Regions from separate parts of the Homo sapiens genome. Here region 1 is linked to region 2. Evidence: chromatin loops called from intact Hi-C (ENCODE). Cell type or tissue: mammary epithelial cell. All regions are shown on one strand. Links, peaks and the distances in the headings refer to the core of each region. The heading gives the core; the rest is flanking DNA.

Region 1 (10,084 bases), core at 1,440-9,439, 280 kb after region 2:
GCTTAAGTGCAGTTACTTGATCACAGCTAACTACAGCCTCGACCTCCCTGGGCTCAGGTGATTCTTCTGTTTCAGACACCCTGCTTCCTTAGTAACTGGGACTAAAGGTATACGGCACCACACTGGCACATTATTTTGCATATCTTGCTTTTTATTTTTGTAGAGATGGGGTTCCATCATGTTTTCCAGGCTGATCTCAAACTCCCACGGTCAAGCGATCTGCTGGCCTCGGCCTCTCAAGGTACTGAGCTTACAGGCGTGAGCCACCATGCCTGGTTCTATCTCTGTCTGTCTGTCTACCTACCTAACTACCTACCTACCTACCTACCTACCTGTAATCAATCTATCATCTATCTCTCCTTTTTTTTTAAGAAGAGACTTGGTCTTGCTATGTTTTTCAGGCTCTGGTTTTATATATATATATATATATATATATATATATTTTTTTTTTTTTTTTAATTTATTTATTATTTTTTAATATAGGGGTTGTCTCACCATGTGGCCCCCAGGATAGTCTCAAACTCCTGGGCTCAAAGTATCCTCCCGCCTTGACCTCCCAAAGTGCTGGGATTACAGGCATGCACCACCATGCACAATCTGGTCATATTTTTGATGTGTTGATTCTTTCCAGTCCAGATGTATAATCTCATCCCTGAACATTTCTGATGGTGTGATTATGACATGTGACTTTATCTGGCAACAGAGTGAGTTGTTGCTCCCGCCTGAGCCCAGCCCCCAGAAAGGATTGTGACATATCGTTGGACCCAGAATTGAGGTAATGTAACTATTCCACTGCCTTGGCACTGCCCACAGAAGACATTGTGACATATTGCTGGGTCTTGTACCCAGGTGGTGTGAATCTTCTCTCCTGCCTTGGCTCTTCCACAGGGGGCATTGTGTCATATCGCTGGGCCCCACACATAGGTTATGTGACTCTTCTGCCTGTGCCCTGCCCATGTGGCCCATTGTGACATACTGTTGGGTCCCAAACCTAGGTGATGTAACTCTACTGCTTAGGCCCTGCCTACAGAGGACATTGTGACATATCCCTGCATCCATCACACAGGTAATGCAGCTCTCTTCTGCTTGGCCCCTACTCACAGAAAGGATTGTGATGTATCACAGGGCTCAGCACCTAGCTAACATGACTTTTCTCCTCTTCTAGGTTTTTGCCCACAGGGGATATTGTGACATGTCACTGGGCCTAATACTAGGGTGACAGTACTCTTGTGTCATGGCACTGCCCTCAGCAGGTGTGGTGATATATTACTGGGCCCAGAACAAATGTGATATGAGTCTCCTGCCTGGACCCTGCCTACAAGGTGCATTGTAACATATCTGGGGCCCTTTGACTATTTTATTTTATTTATTGTATTATATTTTATTTATTTTAATTTTATTTTTGAGACAGAATCTCACTCTGTCACCTAGGATGGAGTGCAGTGGCGTGATCTCTGCTCACTTCAACCTTTGCCTCCTGGGTTCAAGTGATTCTCCTGCCTCAGCCTCCTGAGTAGCTGAGACTACAGGTGTGTGCCGCCACGTCTGGCTGATTTTTGTGTTTTCAGTAGAGACAAGATATCACCCTGTTGGCCAGGCCGATATCAAACTCCTGACCTCAGCCAGTCCACCCGCCTTGACCTCCCAATGTGCTGAGATTACAGGTGTGAACCATTGCTCTTGGCACCCTTTGACTATTTTATGTGACTCTTCTCTCTTACCTGGACATTGACCAAATGGGCCCAGCACCAAGGTGATATGACTCTCCTCTCCTGCCTGGGCCTTGCCCTTAGAAGAGAGAGTGACTTACTGCTGAATTTAGCATACAGGTGATATGATTCTTCTGCTGACTCGCAGAAGTCACTGTAACATATATGTGGGCCCATTGCTGAGGTTGTGTGACTCTCTTCTCCCTGGGACCTGTCCACAGTAGGGATTGTGACATATTGCTTGGCCAAGCACCTACATTGTGTGACTTTTTATTTATTTATTTTTTTAAGACAGAGTTTTGCTCTTGTTGCCCAGGCTGGAGTGCAATACCATGATCTTGGCTCAGCTGGGATTACAGGCATGCGCCACCACACCTGGCAAATTTTTTTTATGTTTTCAGTAGAGATGGGGTTTCTCCATGTTAGTCAGGCTGGTCTCAAACTCCCAACCTCAGGTGAGCCGCCTGCCTTGGCCTCCCAAAGTACTGGGATTCCAGGCATGAGCCACTGCACCTAGCTTCGATATGACTGTCTTCTTATGCCAGGGCCCTGCCGACTGGAGTGATTTTGACACATAGCTGGGGCCAGCTCAAATGTTATGTGACTCCACACTTCTTCCTGAGCCCTATCTGTGAGGGGCACTGTGTCTTATCTCTGAGACCGTTAATTAGGTAATATAACTTTTATTTTTTTGAGACAGAGTCTGGCTTTGTTGCCCCGGCTGGAGTGCAGTGGTGTGATCTTGGTTCACTGCAACTTCCGCCTCCTGGGTTCAAGTGATTCACCTGCCTCAGCCTCCTGAGTAGCTGGGATTACAGGTACACATGCCACCACGCCCAGCTAATTTTTGTATTTTTAGTAGAGATGAAGTTTCACCATGTTGGCCAGGCTGGTCTCGAATTCCTGACCTCAAGTGAGCCACCTGCCTTGGCCTCCCAAAGTGCTGGGATTACAGGCATGGGCCACCACACCTGGCCAATGTAACTCTTTTGTTTGGACTGTCTTCTTGGGGTATTGTGATATATTGCTGGGCCCAGAATCCGGGTGATGTGACTCTGCTGTTTCATCTCTGCACAAAAAGGGATTGTGACATACCACTGGGTCAAGAACCTAGATGAGGTGACTCTCCTCTCCAGCCTGGGACCTGCACACATTGTGTACTAAGACATATCACTGAGTCTAACACCTAGGTAATGCAACTCTCCTGCATGGGCCCTGCCCATAGGGGTATTATGAAATATCTTTCTGTTAATCACCTAGGTGATGCGACACTCCTCTTCTACCTGGGAACTGCCAAAACAAGTATTGGTACATATCACTGGGCCCAGCACATAGGTGATGTGACTCTTTTCTCATGCATGGGCTCTGCGAACTGGGGTGTTTTTTACATATAGTTGGGCCTAAACCCTAGGTCGTGTGATTCTTTTATTTTCCTGAGCTGTACTCACAGAGAGCATTTTGACATGTTTTTGGGCCCGTAATTTAGATGATGTGACTCTCTTGGATGGGCCTTCCCCGGAATGGGTATTGTGACATATTGCTGAGCCCATTATATAGGTGATGTGACTCTCTTGCATGGGCCCTCCACATAAGGGGTAGTGTGACATATTGCTGAGCCCAGTAGGTGATGTGACTCTTCTCTATGGTTTGGGCTTTGCCCAAGCAGGGATTGTGATGTGTTGCTGGACTCACCACCTATGTGTTGTGACTCTCCTCTTCTGCCTAAGCCCTGCATGCATTGTGTGTTGTGACATGCCTGGATTCAACACCTAGGTGATACAACTTTATGGCAGGGGAACCACCCACAGAAGTATTGTATCATCTTTCCATCACTTAGGTGATGTGATTCTTTTATTTTTCCTGTTTCTGGCATATTTTGGGTATAGTGACATACCATTGAGTTCAACACCCATGAAATCGGAGGCTTCTGCCTGAGCCCAGCACATAAGTGACCTTGTGACATATCTTTGCATTCATTATCTAGGAGATTTAACTCCCCTTTTTGCCTGCACCCTGACCACTGGGAAGATTGTGGCAAATCACCGGTCTCAGCAATCAAGTGATGTGTTTTTCCTGCCTGGTCCTTGCCCACAGATCATTGTAACATGTCACTGGGCCTAGCATCCAGGTGATGTGACTCTGCTGACTATATTCTGCTTTCAAGAGGAGATTGTAACGTATCCCTAATCGAGCACCCAGGTGGTGTGACACTTCTGCCCTATCCCTGCCCTTAGAGATGATTGTGACATATTGCCCCAAAAGGCAGGTGATGTGAGTCTTCTGGTCAATCCCTATTCACTGGTGGGATTGTGATACATATCTTATCCAAACTTATAGGGGCAATATGACTCTCATACCTCTAAACAACCAATAGCAGATACACTAGTTCTCATAGCCAGGGTCAGGAAAATGAGTAATGTCTTGGGTTTCTTCTTTGTATGAAGGTCATAAAGAATTAACACTCTGTCACATACTGTGTAAAGTCGTCAAGAGGTACAGGGAATGTCCTAACAGAACTCAGCACACAGGGGAGGTTGCGACACTCATATGCATAGCCTGCCAACAGTAAAGACTGTCATCCTTCCACATAAACACAGCTCACTGTTGAGGTTCTGAATCTCATACCCAGATGAAGTTGAAAGTTAGAAAATTAAATCTCATGTTAATTCGATCCATAGAGAGGTTAGTGTCTCTGAGACCAAGATTCAGCACACCTGTGAGTCAGTGACTTCATTAAAATGACAGAATTTGCAGGAAGGATTGAAGTTCTCATGCACAAATCCAGACCATCATTGAGACTGTCACTCAGGTACTTACACCCAACATACAGAGGGTATTTTGTCTCATACCTAGAACTAAGAAATGTGTGAAATTGTTAATCTCATACCTCGACCTTAATTCAGGTGTGTTTGTGACATACACCTTTTTTAAGCACCTAAGTAATTTGACTCTCCTGCCTGGGCCCAACGTACAGATGGGATTGTGCCATATTTCTGGACCCAGCATTTAGGTGATGTGAGTCTATTCTCTTGTCTTAGTGCTTTCCACAGAGAACACTGGACATATCACAGGGCCTAGTGCCCAGGTGATATGACTTTCCTCTACTTCCTAGGCTTTTCCTAAGAAGGGATTGTAATATATTGCTGGGTCAGAACCTAGGTCGTGTGACTCTCCTGTGCTGCCTGGTTCCTCTTGTACATTGTGTATTGTGACATGTGGCTTGTTCTAACACCTCGATGATGTGAATCTCCTGCATGGGCCCTGTCCACAGAGGTATTATAACATATCTTTTTATTCATCACCTAGATGATGTAACTCTTTTCTATCTGGGCCCTGCCAAAAGGGAGGATTGCGGCATATCACTGGACCCAGCATCTAGGTGATGTGATTCTCCTGTTTTCCCTGGGCCTCAAATATTTTGGATATTGTAAAATATTGCTAGGCCCACTACCTATGGGATTGCATGCTCCTGCCTGGGCTCTGCCCACAGGGACCTTGTGACATATATCTGCGTCCATGACCTAAAAGGTGACACTTCTTGCCTGCACTGTGCCCTGAACAGGAAATATTGTGACATATCCCTGGAACCAGACACCAGGTGATATGGCTCTTCTGCCCCTGTCTTGCCCCCAGGGAGCATTGTGACATAGTGCTTAGCTCAGCACCCAGGTGATGTGACTCTGTTGCCTGTGCTGTGCTTTCAGGAGAGAATTGTAACATATCCCTGGCTGAGCACCCAGGTGATATGACACTCCTGCTTGTTTCCTTCCCTCGGGGAAGATTGTGAGATACCTTGGCTGAAATCCCAGGTGATGTAACTCTCTTGCTAACTCCCTACCTACAGGTTAAATGGTGACATATACTATAGTCAGCTTATAAGTGGAATGATGACTCTCATACCTCTAGTCAGCTATTGGAAGAAATACTGTCTCTCATAGCTCGACTTAGATAAATGAGTCACTTCCTTGGTCTTCTCTTTTTATGAAGGTCATAAAGAATTGCCACACTCTAACATATTGTATAATGCCCTCGAGTGTTACAAACGTGTTATCCCAGGGCACACAGCACAAAGGTGAGATTGTTTCTTATATGCACACCTCACCAATTATTAGGATTATCACCCTCACACAGGGAAAGAGCCTATGGCTGAAGTCTTGAATCTCAAATGCAAACAGAATCTCAAATGCAAACACTGTCCACAGTTGGAATTGTGACTCATGTATGAGCCTCCAACCACAGTTGAGATGGTGACACATTTCTAAACTCAGAACATAGCAGATGAGGACTCTACTCTCTTAAACCCAACAAATTAAGAGAGATGTTGACTAATACCTGGGCTTAGGGCCACAAGTATGGTCATGGGTGCTTACAAACATGATTTTAGAGTAAATTGTGCCTCTCATTTATACTGGATAAAGCCTTTGAGTAGTATAGTGTACTAACCAGGCGCAGTGGCTCACGCCTGTAATCCCAGCACTTTGGGAGGCCGAGGTGGGTGAAACGAGGTCAGGAGTTCAAGACCAGCCTGACCAACATGTTGAAACCCCATCTCTACTAAAAAATACAAAAAATTAGCTGGGCATGGTGGTGGGCACCTGTAATCCCAGCTACTTGGGAGCCTGAGGCAGGAGAATTGCTTCAACCCGGGAGGTGGAGGTTGCATTGAATTGAGATCATGCCACTGTACTCCAGCCTGGGTGATAGTGCGAGACTCTGTCTCACCAAAAAAAAAAAAAAAAAAAAAAAAAAAGAGTGTACTAACAAGACCCAGCACACAGAGGAGATTTTCTCTTTTTCTTTTTCTTTTTTTCTTTTGAGATGAAGTCTTGCTCTGTCACCCCAGCTGGAGTGCAGTGGCGCGATCTCAGCTTACTGCAATCTCCACCTCCGGGTTCAAGTGATTCTCCTGCCTCAGCCTCCTGAGTATCTGGGATTACAGGCACATACCACCATGCCCGGCTAATTTTTGTACTTTTAGTAGAAACAGGGTTTCACCATGCTGGCCAGGATGGTCTCAATCTCCTGACCTCGTGATCCACCTGCATCAGCCTCCCAAAGTGCTGGGATTACAGGTGTGAGCCACTGCAGCCGGCCTGGAGATTTTCACTGTTATATGAACACCCATCAAAAAGTATACATCATCATATTCTCACATAAACACAGCCCACTTTTGAAGTTCTGGATCACACCTAGAGGAAGTCAAAGGTGGAAAAATTGACTCTTATATATGGATCCAGTCCATAGGTGAGTTGGTGACACTCAGAGCAAGATTCAGCATGCGTATGAGGCTGTGACTTCACTAATTAGACAAAGTCCACAGGAGGAGTATAGGCTGTCAGGTACAAATTTAGTTCACTGTTGACATTGTAACTCCTGTTCTTAGACACAACATATAGGAAGGGTTAACCTCCTTTACCTAAAACCGGAACATGTGTGGGATTGTTAATTTCATCTCTGCACCTTCCCACAGGTTTAATTGTAACATTTTTCTCTGCCCAGCACCTGAGTGATCTGACTCTCTTGCCTAAGACCAGCCCACAGATGGAATAGTGACACATAGCTGAACCCAGAACTGAGGGGATGTGATTCTATTTTTCTGCATTGGTGCTGCTCACAGGGGACATTGTGACATATCGCTGGACCTTACACTTAAATGATTTGAGTCTCCTCCCCTGCCTTGGCACTGCCTACGGAAGGCGTTGGGACATGTCTCTGAGCCCTATGCCCAGGTTATGTGACTCTCCTGCCTGTTCCCCGACCACATAAGCAATTGTGACATATTGCTGGGTTTGACACCCTGGTAATGTAACTCTACTGCCAAAAAGGAGCATTATGACATATATTTCCATTCATTACCCAGGTGTTATGACTCTCTTCTCCTGCCTGGTCCCTGCTCACAGAGGGAATTTTGACATATCCCTTGGCTCAGTACCAACAAGTGTGGTTCTTCTTCCATCATAAGTTCTGCTGGCAAGGGAGATGGAGACATATTGTGGAGCTCTATGCCAATGTGACATTACTGTTTGCTTTGGCCTGGACCTCAAAAGGCATTGTGACATATTGCTGGGCCCAGCAACATGGTGACATGAGTCTCCTGTATGGACCATGACAACAGAGCATTGTGACATATCTTTAAGAGCATCAACTATTTGATGTGACTCTCCTTTTCTACCAAGGTTTCCCCACAATGAGAGATTGTGACGTATCTTCTGACCCAGAAATCAGGTGATGTGTTTCTCCTGCCTGAGCTTTGCTCATAGGGAGCATTGTGACATATCACTCGTCTCAGCTCCCAGGTGATGTGACTGTACTGTCTGTGCCCTGGTTTCAGGAGGAAATTTAACATATCCCTGACTGAGCACCCAGGTTTTAATTCTTCTGCCTGGTGCCTTCTCTCAGAGAAGTTTGTGACATATCCCTGGCCTATTACCCAGATGATATAAGTCTCCTGCTCACTCCCTATCCACAGTGGAGATTGTGACATCTTTTTTCAGATCATAGGCACAATGTTGGCTGTCATATCTGAAACCAGTCAATAGGAGACATACTATCTCTCATATGTGGGCTTAGGTACATGGGTAAGATTGTCACTCTTCTCTTTTTAGGAAGGTCAGAGAAAATTACACTCTCTCACATATTGTATAAAGTCCTCAAGTGGTATACAGAGTGTCATAACGGCTCTAGAAAACAGATGGGATTGTGATTTATGTATGCACACTTTGCCAATTGTTAAGATTGTCACCCTCATCCATGGACAAAGCCTACTGGAGAGGTCTTAAATCTTACATGTGGATGCAGTGCAGAGTTGAAATTGTGACTGTCATATGTGAACATCAGGCAACAGCTGAGGTGGTGACTCATTAGTAAGCCTAGCTTATAGGGAGGTAACAACTCTCATATCTGGACCCAGTCATTATAGAGGTGTTAACTCTCATATCTGGGCATAGAGCCACAGGTACGATTATGGGTCGATACCATTACAATTGTCTCCCAGTCACAAAAGATTGCGACTCTCATGGGAACCTTATAAATTCCTCGGTTGGTACAGGGAATGTTCTAACTAGGCTCATTGTACAGTTGAGGTTTTGACACTCAGGCACACCCAGCCGACAGTAAAGATTGTCCTCTTTTCACATGAATACAATCCACTGGATGTTCTGAATCTCATATCCAGAGACAGTTGCAAGTTGGAAAATTTACTCTTATAAGTGAATCCAGTCCAAAGTTAAGTTGGTGACTTTCAGACCAAGATTGAACACACTGTTAGTCTGTGATTCCACTAAGGTGAAACAGCCAGTAAGAGGGATTGTGTCTCTCATTCAATGATTCAATTCATTCTAAAAATGTGACTTGTGTACTTGGATTTAACATACAGGAGGTGTTGACTCTCATACCAAGAATTGGGGTATATACAGGATTGTTAGTCTCATCCTTGGTCTTTCCTTCAGGTGCAGTTTTGACACACTTCTGTCTAGCAGCTGAGTATTGTGATCTTCAGAACTGGCCCAGCCTACAAATAGGATTGTGCCACACTGCTGGACCCAGCACCTAGATGATGTAACTATTCTCCTGCCTTGGTGCTACTCAAAAAAGACATTAACATATCTCAGAGCCTTGCACCCAGGTAATGTGAGTCTCCTCTCCTGCCTTGCTGCTGCACACAGAAGCGGGTTATGTACAGGATTGTTAATCTCATTTGGACCTTCCTGCACCTATGATTGTGACACATGCCTCTGTGTAGAACCCAAGTGAGTTTTCTCTCCTGTTTGGATTTAACCCACAGATGGAATCGTGACATATCGCTGCACCAGAAACTAGGTGATGTGACTCCATTTCCTTGCCTCTGTGCTTTCCACATTAGGCATTGGGACATATCACTGGGCCTTGCATCCAGGTGATGGGAGTTTTCTTTTTCTTTCTTTCTTTCTTTCTTTTTTTTTTTTTTGAGACAGAATTTCGCTCTTGTTACCCAGGCTGGAGTGTAATGGTGCAATCTTGGCTCAAGGCAACCTCCGCCTCCTGGGTTTAAACAATTCTGTCTCAGCCTCCCAAGTAGCTTAGATTACAGGCATGCGCCACCACGCCTGGCTAATTTTTGTATTTTTAGTAGAGACAGGGTTTCTCCATGTTGGTCAGGCTGGTCTCGAACTCCTGACCTCAGGTGATCCACCTGCCTTGGCCTCCCAAAGTGCTGGGATTACAGTTGTGAGCCACCGTGCCCGGCCAGTGATGGGAGTTTTCTCTCCTGCTTTGGTGCTGACCACAGTGAGCATTGTAAAATATTGCTGCCATCACCCCTAGATTATGTTAACTCTCCTCTGCTTTGCCCACGTGGTTCACTGTGACATATTACTGGGTCTAAAACCCAGAAAATG
Region 2 (10,084 bases), core at 1,152-9,151:
CAGTGATAGACTGGATAAAGAAAATGTACATATAAAACATGGAGTACTGTGCATCTATAAAAAAAAAATGAGATTATGTCCATTGCAGGAATGTGGATGGAACTGTAAGCCATTATTCTTAGCAAACTAACACAGGAATAGAAAACTAAATACCACATGTTCTCATTATAAGTGGGAGTTAAATAATGGGAACACATAGACCCGTAGAGGGGAACAACACATACTAGAGCCTATTGGAGGAGGGAGAGGATCAGGAAAAATAACTTATGGGTAGTAGGCTTAATACCTGGGCGATGAAGTAATCTGCACAACAAACCCCCATGACACAAATTTACCTATGTAAAAAATTTGCAATGTACCCTTGAACTTAAAAGTTAAAAAAATAATTTGTTAGCTTTTCCAATAATTCCCTGATAGCGTTTTGATTTTATGTGTGTATGACACCTATTATGTATCAGAAATTTGGATTACACAGATGAACAGGGTTCAACATACCTGCCGTGTAGGAGTTTATAGTTCATTAGCATGGATAGGTGTGTAAAAAATTAATTTATTCTGGAGAATAATACTTGTACATAAAAAGACATAAGGTATTGAGCTGTAAGGTAATAGTGATCAATTCTGCCACTAACATAGCAGTGGGAATATCAAGGAGGGCTTTATAGAAGAGGTGACATTTGAGTGGGTGTCATTGTTTAATAGAACTTTTTGTATTAATGTTGCTGGTGCGGATATTTCATTTCCTTTTTTTTTTTTTTTTTTTTTTTTTTTGAGATGGAGTCTCACTCTCTTTCCCAGGCTAGAGTGCAGTGGTGCAGTCTCGGCTCACTACAACCTCCACTTCCCAGGTTCGAGTGATTCTCCCACCGCAGCCTCCCGAGTAGCTGGGATTATAGGCATGAGCCACTGTGCCCAGCCTCAGAGTGTACCCTTTAAAAAATTATTTTAAAAAAATTTTACCTCTTGACTCTGAAATATATTGAGAGGTCTTCCCCCAATGAGATAAAAATGAACAAGTGTGTAAACAGTTAAGAAGTTTTTTCTCAAGCTAATTTTTTTTTTTTTTTTTTGAGACAGAGTCTTGCTCTGTCACCCAGGCTGGAGGGCAGTGGCGCGATCTCCCCGGCTCACTGCAAGCTCCGCCTCCCGGGTTCACGCCATTCTCCTGCCTCAGCCTTCCGAGTAGCTGGGACTACAGGCGCCCACCACCTTGCCCGGCTAATTTTTTGTATATTTAGTAGAGACAGGGTTTCACCGTGTTAGCCAGGATGGTCTTGATCTCCTGACCTCGTGATCCGCCCGCCTCGGCCTCCCAAAGTGCTGGGATTACAGGCCTGAGCCACCGTGCCGGGCCAAATGTTTTTTTTTTTTTTTTTGAGACGGAGTTTCGCTCTTGTTACCCAGGCTGGAGTGCAGTGTCGTTATCTTGGCTCACTACAATCTTCACCTCCTGGGTTCAACCAATTCTCCTACCTCAGCGTCCTGAGTAGCTGGGATTACAAGCGCCTGCTATCAAGGCCGGCTAATTTTTTGAATTTTTGTTTGTTTGCTTGTTTGTTTTGTGTTTTTGGGAGACAGAGTCTTGCTCTGTCATCCAGGCTGGAGTGCGGTGGCATGATCTCGGCTCACTGAAACCTCTGCCTCCCGGTTTCAAACCATTCTCCTGCCTCAGCCTCCTGAGTAGACAGGTGCGTGCCACCACGCCCAGCTAATTGTATTTTTAGTAGAGACGGGGTTTCGCCATGTTGCCCAGGCTGTTCTCGAACTCCTGACCTCAGATTATCCACCTGCCTCGCCCTCCCAAAGATTTGGGGTTACAGGCGTGAACCACGGTGCCCGGCCTAATTTTTTGTATTTTTAGTACATACGGGGTTTCATTATGTTTGCCAGGCTGGTCTCTAACTCATGACCTCAGGTGGTCCATCTGCCTGGGGCTCTCAAAGTGCAGGGATTACAGGTGTGAGCCACCACGCCTGGCCTCTCAACCTGATTTTTATTTTTAGTAGACACATTGGTGATGAGACAATCAAATGTTCGCATTGATGAGAAAAGGCAGAAATGATTTTTGTTCTCTGGATTCTTGAAATAAAATTTTTTCCAAAGGACAAGAAGATCCCATCCCAGTAAGGCAATGCAAGAACCTGCAAGCAAAATGTACCTGAGACTCACAGTGGGGTACAAAGTGTCTCCTGGGAAGGTGGTCACTGAGTAATTTAATAGGCAGGATGGGGATGACAGAATATTTTGAGTGATATTATGGTCTGACTTGACAGTGGAGTCAGACATGTTTGTGTCCCAATCAGCACTGCCACTTCCTGAGTTTGTCACCTTGGAAAGATTTTTTCACTTATTTCAATTTCAGTTTTTTTTTTTTTTTTTTTTTTTGAGACAGAGTCTAGCTCTGTCGCCCAGGCTGGAGTGCAGTGGTACAATCTTGGCTCACCACAACCTCCGCCTCCCGGGTTCAAGCTGTTCTCCTGCCTCAGCCTCCTGAGTAGCTGGGATTACAGGCGCCCACCAGCATGCCCAGCTAATTTTTCTATTTTTAGTAGAGACGGGGTTTCACTGTGTTGGCCAGGCTGGTCTGGAACTCCTGACCTTATGATCTGCCCACCTCAGCTTCCCAAAGTGCTGGGATTACAAGCGTGAGCCACCACGCCCGGCCCAATTTCAGTTTTTTAATAACTGTAAATTACATTTCATCAGAAGAGCTTAAAAGATGTTTAAAAAGTCAACGACTATGAAAGGTATATTTCAGAAAAATCTAGTGATATGTTTTATTTGTTAAATTTATGTTTTTTTCTGGTTGTGTAATTTTAAATAGAACCCCAGGGGTTTGCTTTGAGAATGCTACCAGAGAAGAGAAATAGGAAAAATCTTTTTTCCATTATGGCTATACAAAGTGAATACATTTCCACAAGCAAATATGATAGATTAATTGGTGCATTGTATATATTTCTCAAACCATCAGCTCCTCTTTTTTTCAAAGTCTAGAATTTGTAATGGTGGATATCTCTGTTCTGTATTCTGTTGTCTAGATATCCAAGTTTAATGCAAAATTTTATGACATGGAACTTGACACTTTCTAGAAATGTTCACATATGGTTGTTTATTAAATTATCTCTCATGGAAATATTTAAATGACATGTTTATTGTCTGAAAAGGACAGATATTTAAGCTTTTTTTTTTTTTTTTTCTTTTTTTTTGAGAAAGAGTCTCGTTCTTTTGCCCAGGCTGGAGTGCAGTGGTACAATCTTGGCTCACTACAACCTTCACCTCGCAGGTTCAAGCGATTCTCCTGCCTCAGCCTCCCTAGTAGCTGGGATTACAGGTACACACCACCAGGCCCATCTAATTTTTCTATATTTAGTAGAGACAGGGTTTCACCATGTTGGCCAGGCTGTTCTCAAACTCCTGACCTCAGCCAATCCGCCCGCCTCAACCTCTTAAAGTGATGGGATTACAGGTGTGAGCCATTGTGCTTGGCCCCCTTTAACTATTTTATGTGACTCTTCTCTCTTACCTGAACGTTGCCCAAAAAGAGATTGTGACATATATTTGGGCCCAGCACCAAGGTGATGTAACTCTCCTCTTCAGCCGGGCCTTGCCCACAGAAGAGAGAATGACTTATTCCTGAGTTTAGCATACAGGTGATTTGATTCTTCTGCTGACTCCCAGAAGTCACTGTAACATATATCTGGGTCCATCGCTGAGACTGTGTGACTCTCTTCTCCCTGGGACCTGTCCACAGTGGGGATTGTGACGTATTGCTTGGCCAAGCACCTACGTGATATGACTCTTTTCTTAGGCCTGGGCCCTACCCACTGGAGTGATTTTGACACATTGCTGGGCCTAGCTCAAAGGTTATATGTGACTTCACACTTCTTCCTGGGCCCTACCCATGAGGGGCACTGTGTCTTAACTCTGAGACACTTAATTAGGTGATGTGACTCTCTTTTTTCGAGATGGAGTCTGGCTCTGTCACCCAGGCTGGAGTGCAGTGGCAAAATCTTGGCTCACTGCAACCTCCACCTCCTGGGTTCAAGTGATTCAACTGCCTCAGCCTCATGAGTAGCTGGGATTATAGGCATGCACCGCCACAGTCAGCTACTTTTTGTATTTTTAGTAGAGATGAGGTTTCACCATGTTGGCCAGGCTGGTCTCAAATTCCTGACCTCAAGTGATCCACCTGCCTTGACCTCCCAAAGTGCTGGGATTACAGGCGTGAGCCACGATGCCCGGCCGATGTGTCTCTTTTGTTTGGACCCTCTTCTTGGGATATTGTGACATATTGCTGGGCCCAAAATCTAGGTGATGTGACTCTACTCTTTGGTCTCTGCCCAAAAAGGGATTGTGGCATATCACTGGGTCAAGAACCTAGATGAGGTGACTCTCCTCTCCAGTCTGGGACCTGCACACATTGTGTGTTGAGACATATCACTGGGTCTAACACCTAGGTAATGCAACTCTCCTGCAAGGGCCCCGCCCACAGAAGTATTATGAAATATCTTTATATTAATCACCTAGGTGATGTGACACTCCTCTTCTGCCTGGGAACTGCAAAAAAAGTATTATTACATATCACTGGGCCCAGCACCTAGGTGATGTGACTCTTTGCTCATGCATGTGCTCTGCGAACTGGGGTGTTTGTTACATATAGTTGGGCCTAAACCCTAGGTCATGTGATTCTTTCATTTTCCTGAGCCATACTCATAGCATTTTGACATATTTTTGGGCCCATAATTTAGATGATGTGACTCTCTTGCATGGGCCCTCCCCATAAAGGTAGTGTGACATATTGTTGAGCCCAGTACATAGGTGATGTGACTCATAGTTCTCTATGGATTGGGCTTTGCCCAAGCAGGGATTGTGATGTGTTGCTGGACTCACCACCTACGTGTTATGACTCTCCTCTTCTGCCTAAGCCCTGCATGCATTGTGTGTTGTGACATATGCCTGGATTCAGCACTTAGGTGATATAACTTTATGACATGGGAACTGCCCATGGAAGTATTATGACATGTCTCCTTTCCATCACCTAGGTGATGTGACCCTTTTATTTTTCTTGTTTCTGGCATATTTTGGGTATAGTGACGTATCATTGAGTTCAACACCCATGAAATGGAGGCTTCTGCCTGAGCCCAGCACATAAGTGGCCTTGTGAAATATCTTTGCATTCATTATCTAGGAGATTTAACCCCCCTTTTCTGCCTGCACCCTGACCACTGGGAAGATTGTGACGAATCACCGGTCTCAGCAATCAGGTGATCTGTTTTTCCTGCCTGGTCCTTGCCCACAGATCATTGTAACATATCACTGGGCCTAGCATCTAGGTGATGTGACTCTGCTGACTGTATTCTGCTTTCAGGGGGAGATTTTAACATAACCCTAATCAAGCACCCATGTGTGGGTGTGGCACTTCTGCCTTATCCCTGCCCTCAGAGAAGATTGTGACATATCACTGCCCCAAAATGCGGTGATGTGAGTCTACTGGTCAATACCTATTCACTGGTGGGATTGTGATGCATATCTTATCCAAACTTACAGGTGCAATAATGACTCTCATACCTCTAAACAACCAGTAGCAGATGTAGTTTCTCTCATAGCCAGGGTCAGGAAAATGAGTAATATCCTGGGCCTCCTCTTTGTATGAAGGTCATAAAGAATTAACACTCTCTCACATACTGTGTAAAGTTGTCAAGAGGTACAGAGAATGTCCTAACAGAACTCAGCACACAGGGGAGGTTGTGACACTCATATGCATAGCCTGCCAACAGTAAAGACTGTCATCCTTCCACATAAACACAGCTCAATGTTGAGGTTCTGAATCTCATACCCAGCTGCAGTCAAAAGTTGGAAAATTGAATGTCATGTTAATTCAGTCCATAGAGAGGTCAGTGTCTCTGAGACCAAGATTCAGCACATGTGTGAGTTGTTGACTTCAATAAATGACACAATTTGCAGGAGGGATTGAGGTTTTCATACACAAATCCAGACCGTCATTGAGACTCATTCATGTACTTATACCCAACATACAGAGGGTATTATGTCTCATACCTAGAACTAAAAAAATGTGTGAAATTGTTAATCTCATACCTCCACCTTCATCCAGATGTGATTGTGACATACAATTCTGCCCAGCAACTGAGTGATTTGACTCTCCTGCCTGGGCCCAGTGTACAGACGGGGTTGTGCCATATTGCTCAACCCAGCATTTAGGTGATGTGAATCTATTCTTTTGTCCTAGTGCTTTTCACAGAGGGCATTGGACATATCACTGTGAGTAATGTCCAGGTGATGTGACTTTTCTCTACTTCCTGGGCTTTTCCCAAGAAGGGACTGTAATATATTTCTGGGTCCAGAACCTAGGTGATGTGACTCTCCTCTCCTGCCTGGTTTCTGTTGTACATTGTGTTATTGACATGTGGCTGGTTCTAATACCTTGGTGATGTAAATCTCCTGTATGGGCCCTGCCCACAGAGGTGTTATATCTTTTCATTCATCACCTAGGTGATGTAATTCTGTTTTTCTGCCTGGGCCCTGCCGGAAGGGAGGATTGTGGCATATCACTAGGCCCAGCACCTAGGTGATATGATTCACCTGTTTTTCCTGTGCCTCACATATTTTGAGTACTGTAAAATATTACTAGACCTACCACCTATGGGATTGCGTGCTCCTGCCTGGGCTCTGCCCACAGGGACATTGTGACATATATCTGCATCCATGAAGTAAAAGATGTGACATTTCTTGCCTGCACCCTGCCCTGCACAGGAAAGATTGTGACATATCCCTGGAACCAGACACAAGGTGATTTGGCTCTTCTGCCTCTGTCTTGCCCCCAGGGAGCATTGTGACAGTGCTGTGACTCTGTTGCCTGTGCTGTGCTTTCAGGAGAGAATTGTAACATATCCCTGGCTGAGCACCTAGGTGATGTGACACTGCTGCTTGGTTCCTTCCCTCAGGGAAGATATCCTTGGCTGAAATCCCAGGTGATGTGACTCTCCTCCTAACTCCCTACCTACAGGTTAAATGGTGACATATACTATAGTCAGCTTATAAGTGCGATGATTACTCTCATAACTCAAGTCAGCTATTAGAAGAAATAGTGTCTCTCATAGCTTGCCTTAGATGAGTCACATCCTTGGTCTCTCTTTTTATGAAGGTCATAAAGAATTGCCACCCTCCCACATATCATATAATGCCCTTGAGTGTTACAAAGAGTGTTATCCCAGGGCACAGCACAAAAGTGAGCTTGTTTCTAATATGCACACCTCGCCAACCATTAGGATTATCACCTTCACACATGGAAAGAGCCCATTGCTGAGGTCTTGAATCTCAAATGCAAACACTGTCCACAGTTGGAATTGTGACTGTCATATATGAGCCTCCAGCCACAGTTGAGATGGTGACACATTTCTAAACTCAGAACATAGCAGATGAGGACTACTATCCAAACCCAACCAACTGGAGAGATGTTTACCCCAATACCTGGGCTTAGGGCCAGAAGTATGGTCATGGGTGCTTACAAACATGATTTTAGAGTAAATTGTGACTCTCATTTATACTGGATAAAGCCATTGAGTAGTACAGAGAGTGTACTAGCCGGGTTGCATTGAGTTGAGATCGTGCCACTGCACCCCAGCCCAGGTGGCAGTCTGAGACTCCGTCTCCTCCTGTGTGTATGTGTGTGTATATATATATATATATTTTTATTTTGGATGGAGTATCTCTCTGTTGCCCAGGCTGGAGTGCAGTGGCACGATCTCAGCTCACTGCAAGCTCCACCTCCCAGGTGCACGCCATTGTTCTGCCTCAGCCACTCCAGTAGCTGGTACTACAGGTGCCTGCCACCACGCCTGGCTAATTTGATATATATATATATATATATCAAATTTTTTTTTTTTAAGACAGAGTCTCACTGTCACCCAGGCTGGAGTGCAGTGGCGTGATCTCAGCTCACTGCAACCTCCACCTCCTGGGTTCAAGTGATTCTCCTGCCTCAGCGTCCTGAGTAGCTGGGATTACAGGCACGCACCACCATGCCCAGATAACTTTTGTATTTTTAGTAGAGATGGAGTTTCACCATGTTCACCAGGATGGTCTCGATCTCCTGACCTCATGATCTGCCCGCCTCAGTCTCCCAAAGTGCTGAGATTACAGGCGTGAGCCACCACAGCCGGCCTGGAGATTTTTACTGTTGTATGAACACACATCAAATAGCATACATCATCATTTTCTCACATAAACATAGCCTACTCTTGAAGTTCTGACTCTCACACATAGAGGTAGTCAGAGGTGGAAAAATTGACTCTCATATGTGGATTCAGTTTGCAGGTGAGTTGATGACACTTAGAGCAAGATTCAGCACACCTGTGAGTCTGTGACTTCACTAATTAGACAAAGTCCACAGGAGGAGTATAGGCTGTCAGGTACAAATTTAGTTCATCGTTGAAATTGTAACTCCTGTTCTTAGACACAATATATAGGAAGGGTTAACTTCCTATTCCTAAAACCAGAACATGTGTGGGATTGTTAATTTCATCCCTGCACCTTCCTGCAGGTTTAATTGTAACATTTTCAGCACCTGAGTGATCTGACTCTTGCCTAAGACCAGCCCACAGATGGAATAGTGACATATTGCTGAACCCTGAACTGAAAGGATGTGACTCTATTTTTCTGTGTTGGTGCTGCTCACAGGGGACATTGTGACATATCGCTGGGCCTTGCACTTAGGTGATGTGAGTCTCCTCCTTTGCCTTGGCACTGCCCACAGAATGCATTGTCACGTATCTCTGGGCCCCACACCCAGGTTATGTGACTCTCCTGACTGTCCCCTGACCACATAAGCAATTATGACATATTGCTGGGTCCGACTCTCTGGTATAACTCTACTGCCAACAAGGAGCATTGTGACATATATTTCCACTCATCATCAAAGTGATGTGACTCTCTTCTCCTGCCTGTTCCCTGCTCACAGTGGGAGTTGTGACATATCACTTGGCTCCGTACCAAACAAATGTGATTCTTCTTCCATCATGAGTTCTGCTGGCAAGGGAGATTGAGACATATTATGGAGCTCTACACCAATGTGACATTACTGTTTTGCCTGGGCCTGGACCTCAGAAGCCATTGTGACATATTACTGGGCTCAACAAGGTAACATGAGTCTCCTGTATGGACCCTGACAACAGAGCATTGTGACATCTTTAAGAGCATCAACTATTTGATGTGACTCTCCTTTTACACAAGGCTTCCCTCATATGAGAGATTGTGACATACCTTCTGGCCCAGAAATCAGATGACATGTTTCTTCTGCCTGAGCTTTGCTTACAGGGAGCATTGTGACATATCACTGGTCTCAGCACCCATGTGATATGACTCTACTGTCTGTGCCCTGATTTCAGGAGGAAATTGAACTTATCCCTGACTGAGCACCCAGGTTTTAACTCTTCTGCCTGGTGTCTGCTCTCAGAGAAGATTGTGACATATCCCTGGCCTGTTACCCAGATGATGTAACTCTCCTGCTCACTCCCTATCCACAGGGGAGATTGTGACATATACCTTTGTTCAGATCATAGGTGTGATGTTTACTCTCATATCAAAAATCAGCCAATAAGAGACAAACTATCTTTCATATGTGGGCTTGGGAAAATGAGTAAGATTCTGGCTCTCCCCTTTGTAGGAAGGTCAGAGAGAATTACACTCTCACATATTGTATGAAGCCCCGGGTGGTACAGAGAGTGTCCTAACAGGTTGCAGAAAACATGAGATTGTTTTTGTGTATGCACACTTTGCCAGTTGTTAAGATTATCACCTTCATCCATGGACAGAGCCTACTGGTGTGGTCTTAAATCTTACAGGTGGATGCAGTGCAGAGTTGAAATTGTGACTGTTGTAAGTGAACATCAGGCAACAGCTGAGGTGGTGACTTATTAATAAGCCTAGCTTATAGGTAGATGGCAACTCTCATATCTGGACCCAGCCATTACAGAGGTGTTAACTCTCATATCTGGGCATAGAGCCACAGGTACGATCACGGGTCCATAGCAGCAGAAAAGTCTCCCAGCCACAAAAGATTGCGACT

The links. Hi-C counts contacts between places; a loop is a spot of excess contacts. Peaks named below come from ENCODE experiments on the same cell type or tissue, not always from the same donor. Only the 100,000 strongest peaks of a DNase experiment are listed, where the experiment ranks them.
Region 1: a loop joins it to region 2, with 3 times the contacts of the local background. A loop is called at or near these places in 3 of 110 quality-filtered maps.

The regions. Positions count from the first base shown.
Region 1 is chr19:24,048,774-24,058,857 of GRCh38, forward strand. It overlaps a transcript of ZNF254 not described here. Among named protein-coding and RNA genes, the nearest start is that of ZNF254, 33 kb to the right of the region's middle. In mammary epithelial cell, for the core only: no CTCF peak of the experiment used is centred there; DNase peaks (open chromatin) are centred at 5,548 and 5,918; H3K27ac peaks cover 2,004 bases.
Region 2 is chr19:23,765,400-23,775,483 of GRCh38, forward strand. The region is part of intron 1 of RPSA2 (ribosomal protein SA 2); the gene reads left to right. Among named protein-coding and RNA genes, the nearest start is that of RPSA2, 7.4 kb to the left of the region's middle. RefSeq lists an enhancer at 3,656-4,157. In mammary epithelial cell, for the core only: no CTCF peak of the experiment used is centred there; a DNase peak (open chromatin) is centred at 4,492.